Linked DNA regions of Homo sapiens: all the other regions are linked to region 2. The links are chromatin contacts, found by Hi-C or POLR2A ChIA-PET in ENCODE. All regions are on one chromosome and are shown on one strand. The core of a region is the stretch at or near the end of the contact, and the rest is flanking DNA. Distances in the headings are between cores, read along the strand shown. Region 1 has its middle 67 kb from the start of CEP85L. Region 2 holds the start of ZUP1 (zinc finger containing ubiquitin peptidase 1). Region 3 holds the start of MCM9 (minichromosome maintenance 9 homologous recombination repair factor).

Region 1 (4,011 bases), core at 1-2,500, 2.1 Mb before region 2:
TTGTGATTACATTGGTCCTAACTAGATAAACCAGGATATTCTTGCCATTACATGATCAGCTGACTAGCAATGCTAATTCTATCTTCGGCCTTAATTTCTTCTTGCCATTAACATCTCAAACATATTCACAGGTTTTGGGGACTATGGCATGGACATCTTTGGGGGCCATTATTCTGCTTACCACAAGTTCCTTCCTTAGAACTTTCTTTGCAGGGATTCGGGGAGAAGAGAGAGGTAGCTAGAAAATACCGGGGCATCATAATAAGAGGAACTAGGGAAGCTCAAAGCATCAGAGCAATCATCCCAACTTCCTGAACCCCAAGATGACTCCACAATTTGGAGACCTGTTGTCATTTTGTCCTTACCTCTCAGTTCACCCCAGGAGTATTTAAATTTCATCTGTTTGGTGGGGAGTGGATTCTCATTATATACAGATAATATGTGTTTCAGAAAACAAAGCAAAGGGCCTTTTCCCCAGGGCAGGTAGACAGTGCTCCTAAATTAGTGGTTTTCAAAGTACAAGTCACAATCCACTAATGACTCTAATGAGTCCTGAGATGAGTTTAGTGGGTGAGGGAGAGAGAAAGAGAGAGAGAGAGGAAGAAGAAGAAAGGAAGAAGAGGAGGAAAAGAAAGAAGAAAAGGAGGGAAAAAGGAAGGAAGGAGGGAAGGAAGGGAGAGAGGGAGGAAAAGAATAAAGAAAAAAGAAATAAAAGTATATGGAATAGAAAATATTGTGACACAGCCATCACATGTTTTGAGGCTAAATATTGTTGCAATTCTACCTACACCCGTGTGCATTGGCTTATGGTATAAGATGTATTTTTATAGTAAGACAGTCTGAGCCAGAGGGGCCCACAGGGCAACTGCAGATGTTTGCATGGAGGGGTTCCCCCCCTCAGAGGAGCTGCCCCTAATCTGTATTGAGAAAGATGAATCTGCTTATCTGTGTGGAAGCTTTCAAAAGGACTTGAGGGGACTGAAAAGGGGGAAAGGATGGGAATGTGGAGCAAGGAGATCAGATCAGAAGAGGAAGAGATGAGAGTTCAAAAGGAAAAAATTAAAGTGAAATGAAATTAAGAACATTAGTCATGTGAGACAAGAACAAAAATAGTAGACTCTGACAAGAAATCAGCCAGGAAGATAGGCCCAGACTCAAATGCTTTCTTGAGTGAAAGAACAAAGGGGAGAAAATCTAAACCCCAAACCAAAACAACCCTGCTTTCGTGTTCCTTCTTGCATCCACTGAGCCAAACCTCCAGCTGCCTCATGCCGCTGCAGGCACTTGTGGCAAAAGCACACATGAACCACGCTGGACATCAGAGGCTTGTGGGTGCCTAGGGGCCTTGTGACCTCCAGCTACCCTGAGCTGTGAAATCAGAGCTGAAGGAAGCAAATGTGACAAGACCTGGTCTGAGCGATGGGCGGGGAGGTGGACTGACAATGCTCAGCCCCCCTGGGAGGTTCATGTTTAATGCCTGCTGAACACCCCATGTCCTTGACCCAGACTCTCAACTCATCACGAACTCAGCTGCAACAACAATTGAGCACAGGGAATGAACAGGTGTCACGATCCTGTTATGAACAGGGAGAAACTGGGTCTCAGAGGAGTCCAGGAAATGGCCAGGATCAGTAAGAAAAAAAAGAAATAAAAGTACGTGGAATAGAAAATATCATGGCACAGCCATCACATGTTTTGAATCAGTAAGTGACAGGACTGTGACTCAAGATGCCCTCTGAACTCCATGCAGGGCTCTTTTCACCACAACAGGGACTTCCAAAGCATATGTTTGGAGGAGACTGACCCATGCTGATCACACAGAGAGACCGTACTTGCCATTTATGCCACAGGCTTCTATGCCCCCACCTCTCGCCAAGTCCCTACTCTAAGGTTTGGACGGTCACTCCGTAGAGGTGAGGTACGTAGGATACATTTGGTGGGAGGTGGGAAGCCCAAGAACAAGCCTTTCTACTCTCTCCCATCCAAGTACTAACCAGGTCCAACCCTGCAACCTTTCTTCTCTTTCAGGAATCCAAAACAGGCCTGGCGGGTAGAAGGCAGTCCTTTCTTCACAAGAAGCTTAGGGTCTCCTTTCTTCTCCTAAAACTTGAATGCTAAGAAAAAAATGCCAATTCACTCCCATACAAAAATTTATGAACACCTGGTTCTGTGTTATACTCACACCCATTTTGTGTTCCCTTGGCATAAATACAATGTCGCTTACCCACCTCTGCTCTTCTTCCTAGTTTCCTTTTCCATTTCTCTTTATGTCCTAAAGGACCCAGTTCTTTCTGGGAGCTCAGGCAATGCCCAGCAGATTCTAATTGAGAGTGACAAGGAGGTGACATAAAAGCTCTGGAAAGGACACTCACTTCCAAAGGATGTCTGGGGAACTGAAACGGGAACTTTGAGACCTGCTCACCTGCCAGATGAAATGTCCTTAAGAAGAGAATATCTAGAGAGGCAGGGGCTGGGGGAAAGGCACGCGGACATGTGGGGGCTGGGAGAAGCTGGGTGATATGAGGACTACTGTGACCTCTGTCACCTGTCATCTTCCTCCTGTGTGACAGACTGCTCACTAGGAAAGAGAGAGTGCTATCCTACTACCACTCAAGAGGAAACATTAGGTTACATGAAATTAGGCAGAAGTCTTTACTTTAGGACATAATGAGATTAATAAGCAAACTCCCAAAGTCAGGTGTGGGATCCAGATTTGGGGGTCCCGAAGCTGATTTTGGTGCCCTCTCCCTTTTTTAAAAAAATGAGATGAGGTCTTGCCATGTTGCCCAGGCTGGTCTTAAATTCCTGGGCTCAAATGATCCTCCCACCTCTGCCTCCCAAAGTGCTGGGATTGGTGGCCCTTTTAAGATAAGGAACACTAGGTGCAGGCGAGGTATATTCAGTGCTGTTCTACAGAAGAGGAAAGTGGGTTTCAGAGCGGTCCGGGAATATGTGATTCTGAGAACACAAATCATGAATATACCTTAGGTGTAAGTCTTTGAATGGGACCTATATGAATAAATCTTATACCTCCTCAGTTTATGGTCAGTCCACCTCTGTATACTATGTTTTCTGAACTTTTTTTTTTTTTTTTGAGACGGAGTCTCGCTCTGTCTCCCAGGCTGGAGTGCAGTGGCGCGATCTTGGCTCACTGCAAGCTCCGCCTCCCGGGTTCACGCCATTCTCCTGCCTCAGCCTCCTGAGTAGCTGGGACTACAGGCGCCTGCCACCACGCCTGGCTAATTTTTTGTATTTTATTTAGTAAAGACGGGGTTTCACTGTTAGCCAGGAAGGTCTCAATCTCCTGACCTCGTGATCCACCCGCCTCAGCCTCCCAAAGTGCTGGGATTTCAGGCGTGAGCCACCGCGCCCGGCCTCTGAACATTTTGTTTTAACCACTTTTTCTTTGTGGTGGGCGACAGTACCCAAGGGATCATGTTCAAAAAACACTTCTGGAACTCCGACCTAGTCTACACAGAAAGGCTGCAGGGTCTTTGGCGGCACGCCTGGCTTTGCTGGGCAGATGGCCGGGCACCTGCGATGGCTCCGCTTGAGTCCCTTTTTAGCACTGCTTTTCAAATCTCCTGAACGCAGTGGTATTTGGACTGGTACTTCTCTGACACATGAAGATAAAGAAAGAAACGTCACTTTCACCTGGATGTGGGCTTCAAGGGATTTATTTATTTATTTATTTATTTATTTATAGACAGTCTCATTCTGTCACCAGGCTGGAGTGCAGTGGCGTGATCTCGGCTCACTGCAATCTCTGCCTCCCGGGTTCAAGCGATTCTCCTGCCTCTGCCTCCCAAGTAGCTGGAATTACAGCTGCATGCCATCACACCCAGCTAATTTTTGTATTTTTAGTAGAGACGAGGTTTCACCATGTTGGCCAGGATGGTCTCGATCTCCTGACCTCATGATCCACCCGCCTCGGACTCCCAGGGTGATGGGATTACAGGATCGAGCCACTGCGCCCGGCTGATTTATTGTTTTTTGTTATTGTTGTTGTTT
Region 2 (3,833 bases), core at 581-3,080:
ATTTTTCTCCTTACCACATTATGCTCTGGTCAAAAAGTGTTCTTTTTGCTCCAGCCTTAGGCCTTCGTTCTTGTTATTTTATCTGTCTGAAATGCTATTTCCCCTGTTGGTGTAAGGTTTGTTCATCAGCACACTCAACCCTTCATCAAGACCTTTTCTAAACATTCGTATCTCTATAATCCAGTTTTCTTTTCTTTCTTTCTTTCTTTTTTTTTTTTTTTTTTTGAGACTCAGTCTCAAAAATCTATTGCTCTGTCACTCAGGCTGGAGTGTAGTGGCACGATCTCAGCTCGCTGCAACCTACGCCTCCCGGGTTCAAGCAATTCTCCTGCCTCAGCCTCCCGAGTAGCTGGGATTACAGGCACCTGCCACCACGCCCAGCTAATTTTTGTATTTCTAGTAGAGACGGGCTTTCACCATGTTGGCCAGGCTGGTCTTGAACTCCTGACCTCAAATGATCTGCCCGCCTCGGCCTCCCAAAGTGCTGGGATTACATATGTGAGCCACTGAGCCTGGCCAATCCAGTTTTATTTTCTTCATAGCACTTATCATGATCAGTTAATTTACTTTTTATTTCCTCTACCTCACCAGCATGTAAGCCTCAAAAATCCTGAATTTTGTGTATTTTGATTACTGCTGCAGCTCCTGTTGCAAGCAAAACGCCTTTCTAATAGACACTCTTTAAATATTTGTTGAATGAAATAAAGCCTGAATGACAAGATATTTGTGATTTTGGGCTAACATGGTGGCTCACACTTTGGGAGGCCGAGATGGGAGGATCATTTGAGGCCAGGAGTTCGAGGCTGCGGTGAGCTATTTTAGCCACTGTGCTCTGGCCTGGGTGACAGAAAGAGTCCTCCTCTCTAAAAATACATACATACGGCCGGGCACGGTGGCTCACGCTTGTAATCCCAGCACTTTGGGAGGCCGAGGGGGGCGGATCACGAGGTCAGGAGATCGAGACCATCCGGGATAACACGGTGAAACCCCATCTCTACTAAAAATACAAAAAATTAGTCAGACGTGGTGGCGGGCGCCTGTAGTCCCAGCTACTTGGGAGGCTGAGGCAGGAGAATGGCGTGAACCCGGGAGGCGGAGCTTGCAGTGAGCAGAGATGGCACCACTGCACTCCAGCCTGGGCGACAGAGCAAGACTCCGTCTCAAAAAATATATATATATACATACATACATACATACAAACCAAGATATTTGTTATCTTGTAACCTTGAGGAAAGAACCTGGTATCCTTTACCTTCGGTGCATAGCTGGGAGCTTGATACCTAGCAGCATTATAAACCCTTTATTGATACTAAAATAGAGTGCTACTCAGCAGGCCCTAGTGTAGACTGCTATTTGCCCCAGGACCTGCCCTGTGAACTCATTCAGATTAAGTATGAATGACCTCAGAGCCCGGTTTTCTCTCCTAGCAATTGAGTGGCAGGAAACTCGATGGGAGAAGGAAAAACTCGGAAATGGGAGGAATGCAAAAATGACTACATCTCTCAGGAGATCGAGACCATCCTGGCTAACACGGTGAAACCCCGTCTCTACTAAAAATACAAAAAATTAGCCAGGCATGGTGGCGGGCGCCTGTAGTCCCAGCTACTCGGGAGGCTGAGGCAGGAGAATGGCGTGAACCCGGGAGGCGGAGCTTGCAGTGAGCCGAGATCGCGCACTGCCCTCCAGCCTGGGCAGCAGAGCGAGACTCCGTCTCAAAAAAAAAAAAAAAAAAAAAAGACTACATCTCCCAGAATGCACTGCATAGAGACCGGCGTGGAGCGGCGCATTCTGGGATTACTTCTTTTCCGTGGGAGTAAGGAAGTGCTTTTGAATGAGGTACTGAGGGCCAAGGTGTTGGAAGTTCCTAATTCTTTCCTCGGTTAACTGTGAAACTCTGCGTATTGGGAAGGCCTGGCCTCAGTCATCAGGCCAGGAGAGGTACTGGACGCCGCGCACGCACTCGTCTGCCAGCGAGGCCCAAAGGGGAAGCCTAGCGGAGCTCAGTGTGGCAGCTGCTGGCCTCTGGGCCGGTAAGAATTGATGGTCCCCTCCCTTATTCCCCAGGCCCAAAGCTTTGACCCAGTTAGTGCCTGCTAGTTTCGTGTGCCTGGCTTGTGCCTTTGGCGCGGAACGTTTGGGAGACTCGGCCTTGCGGTCTTCTGACCTCACCCACCACGTACCTAGCTTGGCACTGGGTCCTTCATGCCTCTCACTCGCTTCCTCTGAGGCACCTGGGTACTCTCTTGTCTCTTACCCGCTTAATCTGAGTCCATGTCCAAGTTCATCATTCTGTGTCTGACCGTGTCCCAGCCACCGGAAGAGAAGAAACTCCGGGTGTGACATTAATCCCACTGGGGGCTCGGGAGAACTGCCTTCTAAAATCAGAGACTGTATCCATTTGTCTGGAGAGAAATGAAAAAAATAAGGACAATGTAGGGAGGTATTTTAAAGGTAAATTTATTTAAATGAAGTGATAGTGTCATTACTTTTCCTGTTTGATTTTAAATAGTCTTTAGCTGAACGATGACCTGTAGTAGGAAGGTGGTGGCGAAGTGATTGCTTTTTTTAAAATTATTTTTTTAACACTTTTATGTCAGTAGTCAGTACTTTATTTGTCCATAAAATCCAAAAATAACTACCTTTGGATTTTACAGTAGTCTTTGACTGAACCTCAGAGAGATGAGATTCCTTACCCAAAATGATGAATCTGAAATTATTACCCAGTTCTCTTGACTCTGGAATAAGTGCTTTTTTCTACTATACCACTTCTGCTTTTATTCTTGGGGCTGAGAGTACAGGCTGTGGAGCACGACGGGGTTGGCATTTTGGCTTCCACCTTTTTCTGCTTGTGGTGACCTGTCTGAGCCAGAATTTCTTTATGTGTAGAGCGATAATAATAGTACTTAAATTACAATAATAGCACTTAAATAGCACTTGATACATGTAAGACTCTAAGTTTACAGTGTTAAACTCTACTTGTAAGATGTGTTTATTTACCTCCTCAATATAATCAGCTTCAGTATTCAGTATTTAGATATATCAGTTGATAAATAGGTTTCTTCTCTTCATTTTTTTCTTACCTGATTTATCTTACCTGGACAATTTTTTAAACGTTATTTTTTCTCCACCTTGGGCCAGAGACATTTTTTGAAATATTTTATTTTTAAAATTACTTGTATTCATTATTATTGCCTTTTTTTAAAAAAAAATAAATGAAATTTTGGTTGATATTTATAAATAAGTTTTTGTATTTGAGGAACAGTAAGTACATTGAAAACTTCTTCATCAAAATAATCCAGCGTTAAAGACCAAGTAATTGTCTCAAATCATTTTATGAAACACATTTTTTCTTCAAATCTTTGAAACCTAATGTTATGTTCTTTTCTAGCTACTTGTCAATACCATGCTTTCCTGTAATATTTGTGGTGAAACAGTAACCTCAGAACCAGACATGAAAGCTCACCTAATTGTTCACATGGAAAGTGAAATTATATGTCCATTTTGCAAGTTGTCAGGTGTGAATTATGATGAAATGTGTTTTCATATCGAAACAGCTCATTTTGAGCAGAATACACTTGAAAGAAACTTTGAGAGGATAAATACAGTACAATATGGAACTTCAGATAACAAGAAAGACAACACCCTACAGTGTGGAATGGAAGTTAATTCAAGTATTCTTTCAGGTTGTGCATCTAATCATCCAAAAAATTCAGCTCAAAACCTGACTAAAGATAGTACTTTAAAACATGAAGGCTTCTATTCAGAGAACTTAACTGAATCTAGAAAATTCCTGAAAAGTAGGGAAAAACAGTCCAGCCTGACCGAAATAAAAG
Region 3 (3,683 bases), core at 964-3,463, 2.3 Mb before region 2:
AGACCTATAATTCCAATGTATTAGTCTGTTTTCACACTGCTATAAAAAACTACCTGAGACTGGGCAATTTATGACAAAAAGAGGTTTAATTGACTCACAGTTCTGCAGGCTTAATAGAAAGCATGACTAGGAGGCCTCGGGAAACTTATATTCATGGCAGATGGCAAAGGGGAAGCAAGCACGTCTTACCATAGCAGAGCGGGAGAGAGAGGGAGAATGAGTGAGGGGGAACTGCCAGAGAGAGAGAATGAGTGAGGGGGAAGTGCCAGACACTTTCAAAAAACCTGATCTCATGAGAACTCACTATCATGAGAAGAGCAAGGGGGAAGTTCGCCCCATGATTCAATCACCTCCCACCAGACTCCTGGGGATTACAATTTAAGGTGAGATTTGGGTGGGGACACACAGCCAAACCATATCACCCAGCTACTTAGGGGGCTGAGGTAGGAGGATTGCTTGAACCTGGCAGACAGAGGTTGCAGTGGGCCATGATCACACCACTGCACTCCAGCCTGAGCAACAGAGCAAGAACCTGTAACAACAACAACAAAACCCCCAATCATATTTTTACACACTATCTGACATAGTTTGAGTATTTCTCCCTTCCAAATCTCATCTTAAAATCTGATCCCAAGTGTGGGGCCTAGTTGGGGGTGTCTGGGTCACAGGGGCAGATCCTTCAGGAAAACTTAGTGCTGCCATTGCATAATGAGTTCTCATTCTGTTAGTTGCCTCCAGAGCTGATTGTTAAAAAGAGCCTGACCACTACCTCCCCTTTCTCTTGCTTCTCTTCTGGCCATGTGATCTGCACAGGCAGCCTCCCCTTCACTGAGTGGAAGCAGCCTGAAGCCCTCACCAGAAGCAGCCTGCAGAAGTGTGAGCCAAATAAACCTCTTTTATTTGTAAATTATTCAGTCTCAGGCATTCCTTTTTAGCAACACAGACTAAGACACTATCAAAGAACAACTGAAAATTTAAAATGTCATTTACATAATATCAAGAAGTATATTTTTCCCCCATCCTTAGATTTATGGATAAATCTGACATAGGGTGATATGGTTTGGCTGTGTCCCTGCCCAAACCTCATCTTGAACTGTAGTTACCATAATCCCCAGGTGTTGTGGGAGGGACCCGGTGGGAGGTAACTGAATCATGGGGGTGGTTATTCCCATGCTGTTCTCTGATAGTGAGTGAGGTATCACAAGATCTGATGGTTTTCTAAGGGGCTTTTCCCTCCTTGCTCCTCACTTCTCCTTCCTGCAGCCCTGTGAAGAAGGAGGTTTGCTCCCGCTTCTGCCATGATTTTAAGTTTCCTGAAGTCTCCCCAGCCATGCTGAACTGTAAGTCAATTAAACGTCTTTCCTTTATAAATTACTCAGTCCCAGGTATGTCTTTATTAGCACTGTGAAAATGGACTATATAAGACTAGACCTGACAAAAGATCAAAACATTTGCTGAGTGAAATAACACCTAAATAAATGAAGAGGCTTACTTTAAGGGTCATTACTAAATATTGTTAACATGTAAATTATTCTTACATGGATCTATAGACGAAATGTAACCAATCACAATCCCAACTTTTTAAAGTGACAAGCTGATTTTAACATTCATATGAAAACCCAAGGGACTAGATGAGCCAGAACATTTTTGAAAAATAACAAAAAATTGGAGGCCAAACACGATCTGATTTTAAGACTCTTACGAATCTACAGGAATCAAGACAATGTGGTATTTTTGTAGAGAGAAATATAATAAATTGTCGGAACAGAATAGAAAGTCTAAGAATAGACCCACAACTGATGCTTTAGGGACAACTGATTTTAAACATAGGTGCAAAAGCTATTCAGTGAGAAAAAGAAAGCTCTCTAAACAAATGACACTATTCACATACAAAAAAATGACCTAAGATCCATACTTTGCACCACAGACAAAAATTAGCTCTAATTGGATCACAGACCTCAATATAAAACCTAAAATTCTAAAACTTGTGTCAGAAAACACAGAAGAGATCCTCTGTGGCCTTGGGTTAGGCAAATTCCTTGGACAGACAAAAAACAAACCCTAAGATCCGATCTGAGCCGCCGCACAACCCTGCTCTGGCCACTTAGCCTGAGGTCACTGCTCGGGTCCCGCCCCTCTCCCCGCCCGGGACCCTCCTGGCTCCGCCCCAATCCGCCCGCTCCGCTCCACCCCGCCCCGCTGCCTCGTCTCCATCCGGAAGAGCCGCCGGGGCAGGGAAGTTGAGGCGGTGCGCGGCCCGGCGTCGGTCGAGAGCGCAGGCCCGGCAGAGCCGCAGGCGCTAGGCCGCCCGACACAGCCCGCGCGTCCCCGCGGCCGGTGGCGCCTCGAGCGGCCACGTGCACGCGCGCACTCCGCCTCACCAGCCTTCTTGCGCCGGAGACGAACCCGCTGCCTGGCTGGAGCTCTCTGGGCCCTTCGGCCTCGGGAGCAACGCGTTCCCGGCGACTTCTGACACAGCCAGTAAGTGATAGCCGCCTCCTCCTTTCGCGGTTATGTTTTTCTCCAGTTCGTCCCAAGTCTCGTTCCCGTCTCATTACTTCAAAAACTATTCAACTCCGGGACCGGACAGGCACGGGAGCTGCCCGGGAGAAGAGCCCCAGAAGTCTCAGAGACTGCCAAGGTGTTGTGGGGCAGGGGCTGCGTGCAAAGACCCTGTGAATTAGAAAGTTTGGAAAGCATGCCTCCAAAACCGAGCGACTCCACGTTTGCCAGGCGCCCCTGGGGCAGCCGAGCGGCCCGGAGGCGCGAAATGGCGCGCCCCCGCAGTGAGAGGGGCGGAGGGAGTGGGGCGGGGCCGAGGGCGCGCGTCCCGCCAGCCCGCGCGGAGGGGGCGGGGCTCCCGGCAGGTGCAGGCGGGCGGGGCGGGGCTGCCGCGATTCCCGGAGACAGCTGGGGGATGCCAGTGCAGTTAGGCACTCTCCTGTCTTCTTTTCGACGCTTCGCTGTGGTCAAGAGGACAAAGTAAAGCAAATGATTTTATTTTGACCCCAAATATTCAATAAGAAAAGGAAAGAGAACTTGAAAGTTGTGAAATGACCCTTCTCAAAACAAAAAGTCCCTCCAGTGTCTATCTGGGTGGGTAGTAGGTACGTTTATTGATTTAGCAAACTGCTGATAACACAGTTGATTAGTCAGTTTTGCATAGATGTTGAAAGGGAATGAATAACGATGGTCCATATAACCATAGAAATGCTAGCCTAACTAGGCAAAATTTAATCTGACCTTAATTTGAACGTTGAATTCTGCTGCTGCCCTTTTCCTGCCTTGTGTGGAGCTGTTTTTCAAATTGCTAAATTTGTGGCTCTAAACTTAATATGCTTTAATAGAATCATAGTGATTCTCTTGTAGCCACTGTTGGGAGTCCAGATTTTTTTTTTTTTTTTTTTGGGCAAAGTCCACATTGTGGAGATATTCCTTCCCAAGTGCTTTTTCTGCTTTACACTTGGCTGAATTTATATTGCTTAACCAAAAACAAATTACCGTGGAGGCCGTAATTTATTTCCACTCATTGTTTTGGATATACATTTACTCATTCTTACTCTCACTCTGGCCTCCTATAGTGGTCAGGATTCTTGACCTAACTGCTATATGTACTTCTTAAACGTTTCACACCTTGCGGAATAGTAGGTTCTCAGAGAAAGCAAAATATAGCAAATAGCGTG

What was found. Hi-C counts contacts between places; a loop is a spot of excess contacts on that map. ChIA-PET counts read pairs that join two places held with the same protein, here RNA polymerase II (POLR2A). Pooled maps may share reads with other maps.
Region 1: a loop to region 2 is called in a map with no recorded cell type, with 7 times the contacts of the local background. The contact joins the enhancer-like site here to the promoter of ZUP1 in region 2. A Hi-C loop is called at or near these places in 1 of 37 single-sample maps with no recorded cell type and 1 of 50 pooled maps.
Region 3: a loop to region 2 is called in a pooled map, with 8 times the contacts of the local background. The contact joins the promoter of MCM9 here to the promoter of ZUP1 in region 2. A Hi-C loop is called at or near these places in 5 of 50 pooled maps. POLR2A ChIA-PET finds 5 or more read pairs at or near these places in 2 of 52 experiments (T-cell and endothelial cell of umbilical vein).

What each region holds. Positions count from the first base shown.
Region 1 is chr6:118,716,835-118,720,845 of GRCh38, reverse strand. No RefSeq gene overlaps it. Among named protein-coding and RNA genes, the nearest start is that of CEP85L, 67 kb to the right of the region's middle. RefSeq lists an enhancer at 803-852. Within about 2 kb of position 1,250, at least 5 of the 41 ENCODE cell types and tissues checked have a DNase peak (open chromatin) inside an H3K27ac peak, as active enhancers do.
Region 2 is chr6:116,666,763-116,670,595 of GRCh38, reverse strand. ZUP1 (zinc finger containing ubiquitin peptidase 1) reads left to right here and starts at 1,830. Exons shown (of 10, transcript NM_145062.3): 1 at 1,830-2,030; 2 at 3,389-3,833. The coding sequence starts at 3,404. RefSeq lists an enhancer at 1,806-1,995 and a silencer at 2,757-2,906.
Region 3 is chr6:118,933,689-118,937,371 of GRCh38, reverse strand. It overlaps MCM9 (minichromosome maintenance 9 homologous recombination repair factor), which reads left to right and starts at 2,213. Exons shown (of 14, transcript NM_017696.3): 1 at 2,213-2,481. LOC124901389 (a long non-coding RNA gene) reads right to left here and starts at 2,457. Exons shown (of 2, transcript XR_007059729.1): 1 at 2,382-2,457. RefSeq lists silencers at 2,035-2,464, 2,715-2,964.